3 separate regions of the Homo sapiens genome follow, and regions 2 and 3 are each linked to region 1. Evidence: chromatin contacts called from ENCODE Hi-C data. All regions are on one chromosome and are shown on one strand. Each heading gives the region's core, a stretch centred on a gene start or an enhancer-like site at or near the end of the contact. The rest is flanking DNA. Distances are from core to core; before and after follow the strand shown. Region 1 overlaps LOC105369484 (a long non-coding RNA gene). Region 2 holds the start of POU2AF1 (POU class 2 homeobox associating factor 1). Region 3 has its middle 31 kb from the start of POU2AF1.

Region 1 (2,802 bases), core at 1-2,500:
TATTAATTGCGTAGAGCTCTGTGCTAAGGTTTTGCATATTGTAAAACTAAAGGGGCTTACAGTCATGTTGGAGAGATGGGGTGTGTGCATCGTCCAGTGCAGCATGTCTCAAGCACCCTCTATGCGATGGTCCCAGGAGTCTGGGGAAGGAGAGTAGCACGAAGCAGAACTATCAACTGCTGAGCCAAAAAGGCATGCACTGTGACACTTGAATTGCAGCTGCTTTAGAACCGTACCTAAAAATAGCTCCAGCTCAATCTGCAGAAATTCTGACCTTAATGGATATGCTCGAGTTCAAGAAAGATGATTTATTCTTAGATCTTTATAACCAACTGCGAAGGAAGTCTCAATCTCAGCAACATCAGTGATTACTCCTAATAATATCTATCTCCCAGACACATGCTTTGAAGATGAAATGAGACGATACAGGCAAAACAACACTGATTGCAATTCAGATATTTACTGGTATGGCTCATTATTCTTATATATTCAAGAGGTACAGTGGGTGCTTTTACATTTTAATAAGGAATACTAGATACCGAGTGAGGCCCTCCCCTCACATCCACCAAATTGATCACTGCAGTGTTTGCATCAAAATAGCAGTATCAGTATCAAAATAATCAGATTTTGAATGCCTCAGAATACCCAAAGCATCCACTTCTAAATTGCTATTTAAGATGAATGCTCTACCTTTTATATTGCATTTTTGAAACTGAGTCAATCAGAAAAGTACTTTGATGTTGTAAATACCTACACATCAGCTCATCTGCTTTTAAATTAATCAAAATATTTAGGCATCTTCACAGAAATTTCTCATATTCATAAAACAAGGCAATAGTTATTTACTTCCTGGCATGGTAATATGTTTTGGGCAATCTCTGTTTGACTTGCATAAAAGGAATAAAAGCTAGTTTCATGAAACTCCATTGTCAGAATAATGAATGTTTTAAAAATACACTATTCAAAGCCTGCTCAACTCTCTTCCTCAGGCTATGGAGAATGTTTCTCCAGTGAGTCTTAGAAGGAAGGAAACCCTTCCTTCACCCCACTTCCTGTGCCTCCTTTAGAGCTGGGCTTGTAGCCAGAGTGAACAGAGAATGGCAAAACTGTTAAAAGGTTAACCGTCAACATGGCGTTCTCAGCATCTCTCAAAGGCACTTAGGAAACTAGTTGCAAGGAGATGAGTAGCAGCCAGAGAGCACCCCAGAGAGTACACTTGTGCTTATTATTCCACATGATTACATATTCAAATTGGTTTTAATTCCTGGGCAGCCATGGGGATGTTGGGGGAGGTGGGAAATAGCTTGCTGGAAAGGGGCAAGAACGGCGGAAGGAGCAGGTCTGGCATTAAAAATGTGCTGCAGATACTTCTCTAAGGCAAATGAGCCTCACGATTACGAATTTAGGCAACAAGGAAAGAGCTGTGGATCTAAAAAACGAGGTTGAATTTCCACGTGACATATGATAATCCCTTTCAATACATTAAGAATTCTACTTTGCATCAGCGTTACAGACTTCTTTTTCTTGAATCCTTCATAAAGGGCTTTAAAAAATTCTACTGTGGCCAGGTAAGTTAACCCATACCCATGCTGCCTTATAGATTCAAAAACCCCAGGGATTATAAGTAAATGTCTGTGACATTTTAGTCAGCTGGAGTTGGTGTTAGGAAACTTTTGAGGGTTCGTGGCTACAGATATAACCTTTGGCTGTCTTCACCAACTGTGGTTTTGAGAGGATTCACAGTGGTTACGTTTGAAGGTGTGGGCAGAGGTAGGGGAATTTGAAAAACATATGCAATTGTTTATTAGCTTTGTATGTTTGTAACCTTTCAATGGCACTTTCAAATAAAAAATACTCAGCATTTGAAAAGCCATGTTTTATTGCTAGAAATAGAATAAATGGAATATAAACATAGATAGCAGTGAGTATAATCTATTTAACACACATTATAGGATTTAAAAATCCTAATCAAGTTTGCCATTTCATCCAGGAATCTGTAATAGAACCTAATTGAGATGTGTTGAGACTTGGGAGGATTAATCACAGGAGGATGGAACTGAATTAGGAGGAGGTGAGACTCGGAGAATGAAATGCAGCAGGGATTTCGAGGAGAGGGATTGGACTCAACACAGCATTATCTAGAAGGTTAACAACAGACTATGGCTGATAGACCATGTAATAGCAGGAGAACCCAACATAAGGGTGTGGGCAATGAGAGTTTTGACCAAGAAGAATTTCAGAGCAAGTGATATTCAAAGGTCTAAGTAGCTCTGTCCAATAGAAATATGTAGTTTAAAATTTTCTAGTAGCTATATTTTAAAAAGTAAAAAGAAACATATACAATAAATTCTAATAATATATTTCATTAAACTCACTATATCCAAAATATTATAACTTGTGGCACAGTGCCCAGTGGCCACAGGTGGCTATCATATTGAAAAGCACAGAAATCAATCAGTTCTTTGGCACCAGGTAAGTCTATCAGGTCAGAGGAAGACCAACATCATGACTGGATGGAAATGGGCATATTAAATGGACGTGTTAACTGGTAATTTGCAGAAGAGAAAGTATAAATGGTTAGACAGTTTATAAAATAATTTCCACCTCACTTGTAATAAAAGCTATAAAAATTAAAATATCAGCAAGATATTATTTCTCAACTGTCAAAATAGCCAAGGTTAAAAAAATGGAGTTGTTTGAAGGTATGCTAAAACTCACATGATGCTGTTAGCAGTATAAATTGGTATAACTATTGGAAAATAGTTTTATATTTCATATCAAGAGCTTGGAATTGTTTTTCTT
Region 2 (2,963 bases), core at 355-2,854, 1.4 Mb before region 1:
AGGCCAGGGTGTGGGCTGCCAGCCACCACAGCATGGGGGCCTCCACTGTCCTGAACTTCAGAGGCTTTGCGGGGAGGGCTTATAGGCAGCCAGGAGACAGCCTTCTCTGGCTTTTAAGTGAATCATTTATAAAATGTTGACAGCATTTCTCCTCAAGACCTGCCCTCAAATCAGCAACCGATTAGAGACAGTAATTCATAACTTTATCAGATGAATTTTTATTGGGGGTCACTATGCTCCAGGTCTTGTGTGGGGCACTGGAGAGGCAAAGATGAAACCTCCTTGAGAAACTGTCAGAGTCATGTGACAATTCACCATCACATAATGAACAAAGTGCTCTAAGATCTGAGAAGACGAACAAGTATTCTCTGGGCTGGGGGTTTGTCCTTCCGGCAAGAGAGGACGGCAAGGTCAAAGGCAGGGAATTGCATGGGTGTTTGGTGGTGCTTAGAGGGCACTGGGACCAGTGGTAGGAGGGCAGTTGGTGGTGAGGCTGGAAAGGAAGGCAACGGCTCGATTGTGGGAGGCCTTCTAGGCCTCCAGCTCTGTGGCTGAAGGGAGAAGGTGAATGCTTTGTAGGCTAGGGGATAGCATGATCAGGTCTAGGTGGTGCAAGATGGCTCTGAGGCAGTATGGATGGCAGAGCAGCAAGGCCCCACACCTGCTCTAGGGGGTGTGCCAAGGGGTCTTGACCCCAAACTGACTGAGTCCCTGGAGCCTGAGCATGTGGACCTCAGATATGCAGTGGCAGAAGGCTTCCAAACTGTGAAGGAACCGGTAGCCAACACCATCTACACTTCCAGATGGTGAGCCCATGACTTACTTAAAGAAGCTTCCTGTTATCAGTGGGTGGGCACTCGCAAAGAGGCTCTGTTCATCTTGTGCCTACAAGCCCAGATCCAGTCAAAGAGCACGGGCATGTTCTCCTTCCTTCCTTGAGGGTTGGCCTCTTTTTCCGTGGGCATAGCCGACATCAGAGCCAGCGCCCCCATATTTCAGCATGATTAAGCCTTGCCATTTTGGGGGTGGCTGGGGGCGAGGGGAGGGGCTACTGTGTTTCAAAATGGAATAAACAGAAAAGCAATATTGAAAGAATGAGGAGGTTGTTTACTGAGGCTTGAAGAGATGACAGGTGTTTCCTCCCAGTTGAGAACCAGTGACCCCTGGGAATCGCATTTCCCGCTGAGCAGGCGCCCATGGCGGGCTGAGTCCTGCCCATGCCCTGGTGGCCTGGAAGCCTGCATGGGCGCCGTGCAAAGATCAACGTTTTCCAGAGGAGCTTTTGGGCTCATCACTGGCCTGGGGAGGGCTTGACACGGGGTTCCCACAGCTTGCCCCACACCACCTTCACACCCACACACAGCAGGTCCCCGCGGGGCCGGTGCAGGCTGTGGCTGCCCGCGCTGCGCTGTTGCTCTGTCCCAGCTGGCTAGCTCCGAGTGTGGAGCGCTCTGGGCCGGGGCCGCTGGGGCGCGCACAGTGGGGTGACAGGCGGCCTGGCTGCAGAAACGTTGCACCGGTGCCTGAGGTGGGAGGATGTGATGACGCGGCCCACGCAGCGGGAACCCAGGCCTTTAAAAAGCCCAGGAAACAGCCTCAGCTCAAGCGGTGGCTCCACTGGAGGAAAACACACCCCGGTCTCACATTAAAGAAGCCAAACTGTCGGCTTCAAAGAGAAAAGGCAACATCCTGTCACAGGCCATGCTCTGGCAAAAACGTAAGTGGTTTGGCTGTGGCTGTCAGACCCAAGCGAGTGCCAGCGGGGCAGGGCGATCACAGCTTGGTCTGGAATTGGGGAGCTGGTGGTGGAGGTGATGGGGCCACGGGGGGAGGGGGTCTGGGTTCCAAGCCCCGGAGCAGGGAGGGGGGAGGTGGGCGGGATGGAGCCTGGTGGAGAAACCAGCCTGTCAGAGGTGATGCTGATTTTCCAGGCTGGAGGGGAACGAACTAGTGTTCCAAGGTGGGACGGCTCAGGGTACCTCCGCTTCTGTGCATGAATCACTGTGGTGAAGAAAGGGCAGTTTATGATTCACACAACAAAAGCCAGATGTGGGATGGGTTTGGGGTTGGGAGGGAAAAGCCATGCAGTTCTTTACAGGAGGGGCTTTATTTCCATAAGCAGTGGCTCTTCAGCCTTCTGTTGAATTCCCTGGGCCTGTTTCTAGCTGAGTGACTTAGCTTTCTGCCAGGTGTGACTTGTCCCTGTGGATACCCTGGGAGGAGTGGAGATCTGGCTCGGTGAAGCGTGTCCTCACTTGCTCCACTGTCTTGCCTTTCGTCATTCTTTTTCCCCTTCTGTGACAAGGCTTGTCCATCCCACTGCAAAGGATGCAGTGGGTTTATCTTTGGCCTTGATTTTTATCCCCGGAGTTGGATGAAACAATTGTGAACTTTATTTTCCTTTATGTGGACCAAACAGCGACTTACCTTACTAATAACTGAAATAATACAGATTATTTACAACATTCTTTTCACGAGGTAAACAGCGTCAACTCATCAGCTTCTGAGAGTTGAACCTTATTGGGGCTAGTTCTATACTTCCTCAAGCAAGAAGAATGACCAAAAATTGCTCTGTCTTTCTCTTAAAGATTCTTGGTTCCTTAAAATTCGTTTTAATTAATTTTAGTATGCTGTGCCTCAAGCAAGCTTAATATAAGAGAATCTAGATTTACAGAAGAAGATATATTAGGGAATGTTTTTATTTTATGGAAAGATACTTGATTGGATCCACTAAAGTTCGGAAAATATAACTTCATTGATTAAAATGTGACACTGTCATCACCAATTTATTGTTTGCTTTATGTCTTATGTAAATTTCTCTGGAATTAAGCTGATTAACCAGTAACACAGAAGAGTGATTTCAAAATTTCTCAGGTTGTGAAGACCCACCATTGTTTGATATCAAAAGGTCAATTTTTTAAAAAAATAAAGAGAAATGAGCTTTAATTTGGGTTTGAGAGTTA
Region 3 (2,700 bases), core at 165-2,664, 1.4 Mb before region 1:
CAGGTAAATCTTTTCCCAGCAGAGGAGACAGTGAGTGCAAAATCCTCTAAGCAGGACCATGGTTGGCCTGTTCAAGGAGCGGCAAGGGGGTCAGTGTGCCTGGAGCAGAGTGAACAGGAGGAGAGTAGAAGGAGACAGGAGCAGGATGAACAGGAGGAGAGTAGAAGGAGAAAGGAGCAGGAGGATGCCAGATCATTAGGGTGTGGGTCAGAATGAGAACTTGAGACTCCGCCCAAGTGGGATGGGAAACCATTGGAGGGTTTAAAACAAAGCAGGGGCATAGTTATGCCTTAAAAGGATCACTCTGGCTGCTGTTACTGTGGAAGAACAAAATTAGAGGCAACAAGACCAGGTAGAGAAGGATCACGTTAATCTAGGGTAGAAATGATGATAGCTTAGGCTAGTGTGGTAATGTCGGCGGAGATGCTGAGAAGTAGTTGTATATTAGACATATTTTGAAGGTAAAATTAATAGGATTTTCTGACAGGCTGGGTGCAGAGGATGAAAAAAGGAGGGAAGCCAAGGACGACCCCAAGTTTTTTGTCCGAGAAACTTAGATATGATTGCCATTTGCAAGAGGAGCTGATTTGATGGGGAAAATTGTGGATTTTGTTTTAGACATGTTAAGTTAGAAATGCTTACTGGAAAATCAGTAGACAGGTTGAGGATGCATTTGCTTATATGAGTTAAGGTTTGTGGGAGACATTTAAAGTAGGATGGACTTTAAGGATCTTCTACTTCATCTCACAGCTGAATAAACTGAGTCTGAGTGAGGTGAGGTGGCCTTGACCAAGGGCACACAATGAGTTGGTCATAGTGCTTACTTTTGGTCTTTTGTACTCATTGCATGCTATCTCTCCGTGCATGGAGAGACAGCAACAAATTAGGTCAACAAATTATTAAGGTAAATTTGTTTATTTGGAATTCCCAAACCTTATAGGGTTGTGGAAATGAAAGAAAACCCATCTTTGATATTTCCTGCCAAAGCCTCATTCCTAGGCTAGAGGGCTCATGGGTTGGATTCTAGGGGCCATTCTTGAATCTCTAGTTATATCAGGAGGATTGCTTGAGCCCAGTAATTTGAGACCAGCATGGGCAACATTGTAAGATCCCTGTCTCTACAAAAAATTAAAAAATTAGCTGGGTGTGATGCTGTGCACCTGTAGTCCAAGCTACTTGGGAGTCTGAGGTGACAGAGCCAAAACCCTGTATAAAAAAAAAAAGAGTTTCAGAAAGGCCCATAGACTCATTTTACAAATGAGGAAGTTGAGGCTTAGAGCAGTTAAATGACTAATTCAAGAGCCTATTGCAGGTTAGTAACAGACCTGAGACTGGAACTATGTCTTCTGACTTAACAGTGCAAAACTTAGGACTTGGAGTAGGGAGATCTGTCTTCAACTTCCATCATTTCCGTGCACCTAAAGCAGGAAGAATGAGTCCTTCACCTTCTTTAGGTTTTCACTTCCCCAAGTATGTGACACTATGCAAGTTACTTATCACTCCAATACATTAGCTTATTCATTTGTAAAGCAGAGTTAATCAAATGAGATAACTTACATAAAATGTTTCAGGAAATTGCTTTTTTTCCTACTATAGCACACAGCATTTCATATGCCAAAACCATCCAAAAGATAGGAAATCCCAATTGAACCCTTCATTAGGAAGAGGATACTGACATGGGAGAGTCCTGTGCGCATGACTTATATCCCTAGTGTCTTAGTCTGTTTGTGTTGCTATAAAGGAATACCTTGAGATTAGGTAGTTTATAAAGACAAGAATTTTCTTTGGCTCATGGTTCTGCAGGCTGTAAAAGAAGCATGGTGCTGGCGTCTGCTTGGCTTCTGGTGAGGGCTTTAGTGCTGCATCAAGACAGGCAGAGAAGGTCAAAGAGGAAGTGGGCACATGGGAAGACAGACCAAACCTGAGGGACATCCTGGCTTTATAAGAACCCACTCTCATGGGAACTAATCCATTTTCCCAAGAACCAATCCATTTCTCAAGAGCAAGAACTCACCCATTGCCTTGAGAATGGCACCAAGCCATCCCACCACAAGCGATCCCCCTATGACTCACCAGCTCCTATTAGGCCCTGCCTTCAACACCACCACAGTGGGGATGAAATTTCAACATGTGTTTCAGTGGAGTCAAATTATATCTAAACCACAGCACCTAGCCAGCTCCTTTTCCAGCTCCTATCATCTCCTAAAGGGGTGACTTTTAAATTTTTCTCCTCTACCACCTCTTCTATCCCTCTCAGAGGAAATATATGCAGTCAGATGGGAGCTTCTTTGATTTTCTGTAACCACAAACATCTGCATAAACACCCATTCCCATCTCTTCCTCCTTCTGAAATGGCGTTATCCCACTTTTTCCCTTGGCTAACTGCAATTCCCACTTCTTCTTTTCAACTCGACTCAGAGTCCACTGCATCCTGCCCACATCCACCCTCCCATTAGCAGATTGGCTGCCATCTTGTTTCCTCCCACAGCACCTTGTGTCTCCTTGATCACAGCACGAATCCCATTGTCTTATAATATTTGCTTACTCAAAAGCCTCCCTCATTAGAAGGTAGGGATTCTATTTGTCATCCCACCTACCTGGTGCCTGGCACACAGTATGTTCTTGACAAATGTCTTTGTATAGGTGAATAGGTGCACGATGCTCACTTGGGTTGCCCTGAAGATGACTTCATTAGCTTAT

The links. A loop is a pair of places that touch in the nucleus more often than their neighbours do. Pooled maps may share reads with other maps.
Region 2: a map with no recorded cell type shows a loop between it and region 1 (8-fold over the local background). The contact joins the promoter of POU2AF1 here to the enhancer-like site in region 1. A Hi-C loop is called at or near these places in 12 of 37 single-sample maps with no recorded cell type and 8 of 50 pooled maps.
Region 3: a loop to region 1 is called in a pooled map, with 4 times the contacts of the local background. The contact joins two enhancer-like sites. A Hi-C loop is called at or near these places in 13 of 37 single-sample maps with no recorded cell type and 4 of 50 pooled maps.

The regions. Positions count from the first base shown.
Region 1 is chr11:109,969,664-109,972,465 of GRCh38, reverse strand. It overlaps LOC105369484 (a long non-coding RNA gene), which reads right to left. Exons shown (of 3, transcript XR_948004.2): 2 at 61-140. Among named protein-coding and RNA genes, the nearest start is that of ZC3H12C, 120 kb to the left of the region's middle. Within about 2 kb of position 1,250, at least 4 of the 41 ENCODE cell types and tissues checked have a DNase peak (open chromatin) inside an H3K27ac peak, as active enhancers do.
Region 2 is chr11:111,377,916-111,380,878 of GRCh38, reverse strand. POU2AF1 (POU class 2 homeobox associating factor 1) reads left to right here and starts at 1,604. Exons shown (of 5, transcript NM_006235.3): 1 at 1,604-1,717. The coding sequence starts at 1,702. RefSeq lists enhancers at 448-667, 888-977, 1,628-1,677.
Region 3 is chr11:111,408,707-111,411,406 of GRCh38, reverse strand. It overlaps a transcript of BTG4 not described here. Among named protein-coding and RNA genes, the nearest start is that of POU2AF1, 31 kb to the right of the region's middle. RefSeq lists an enhancer at 1,431-1,490. Within about 2 kb of position 1,414, at least 3 of the 41 ENCODE cell types and tissues checked have a DNase peak (open chromatin) inside an H3K27ac peak, as active enhancers do.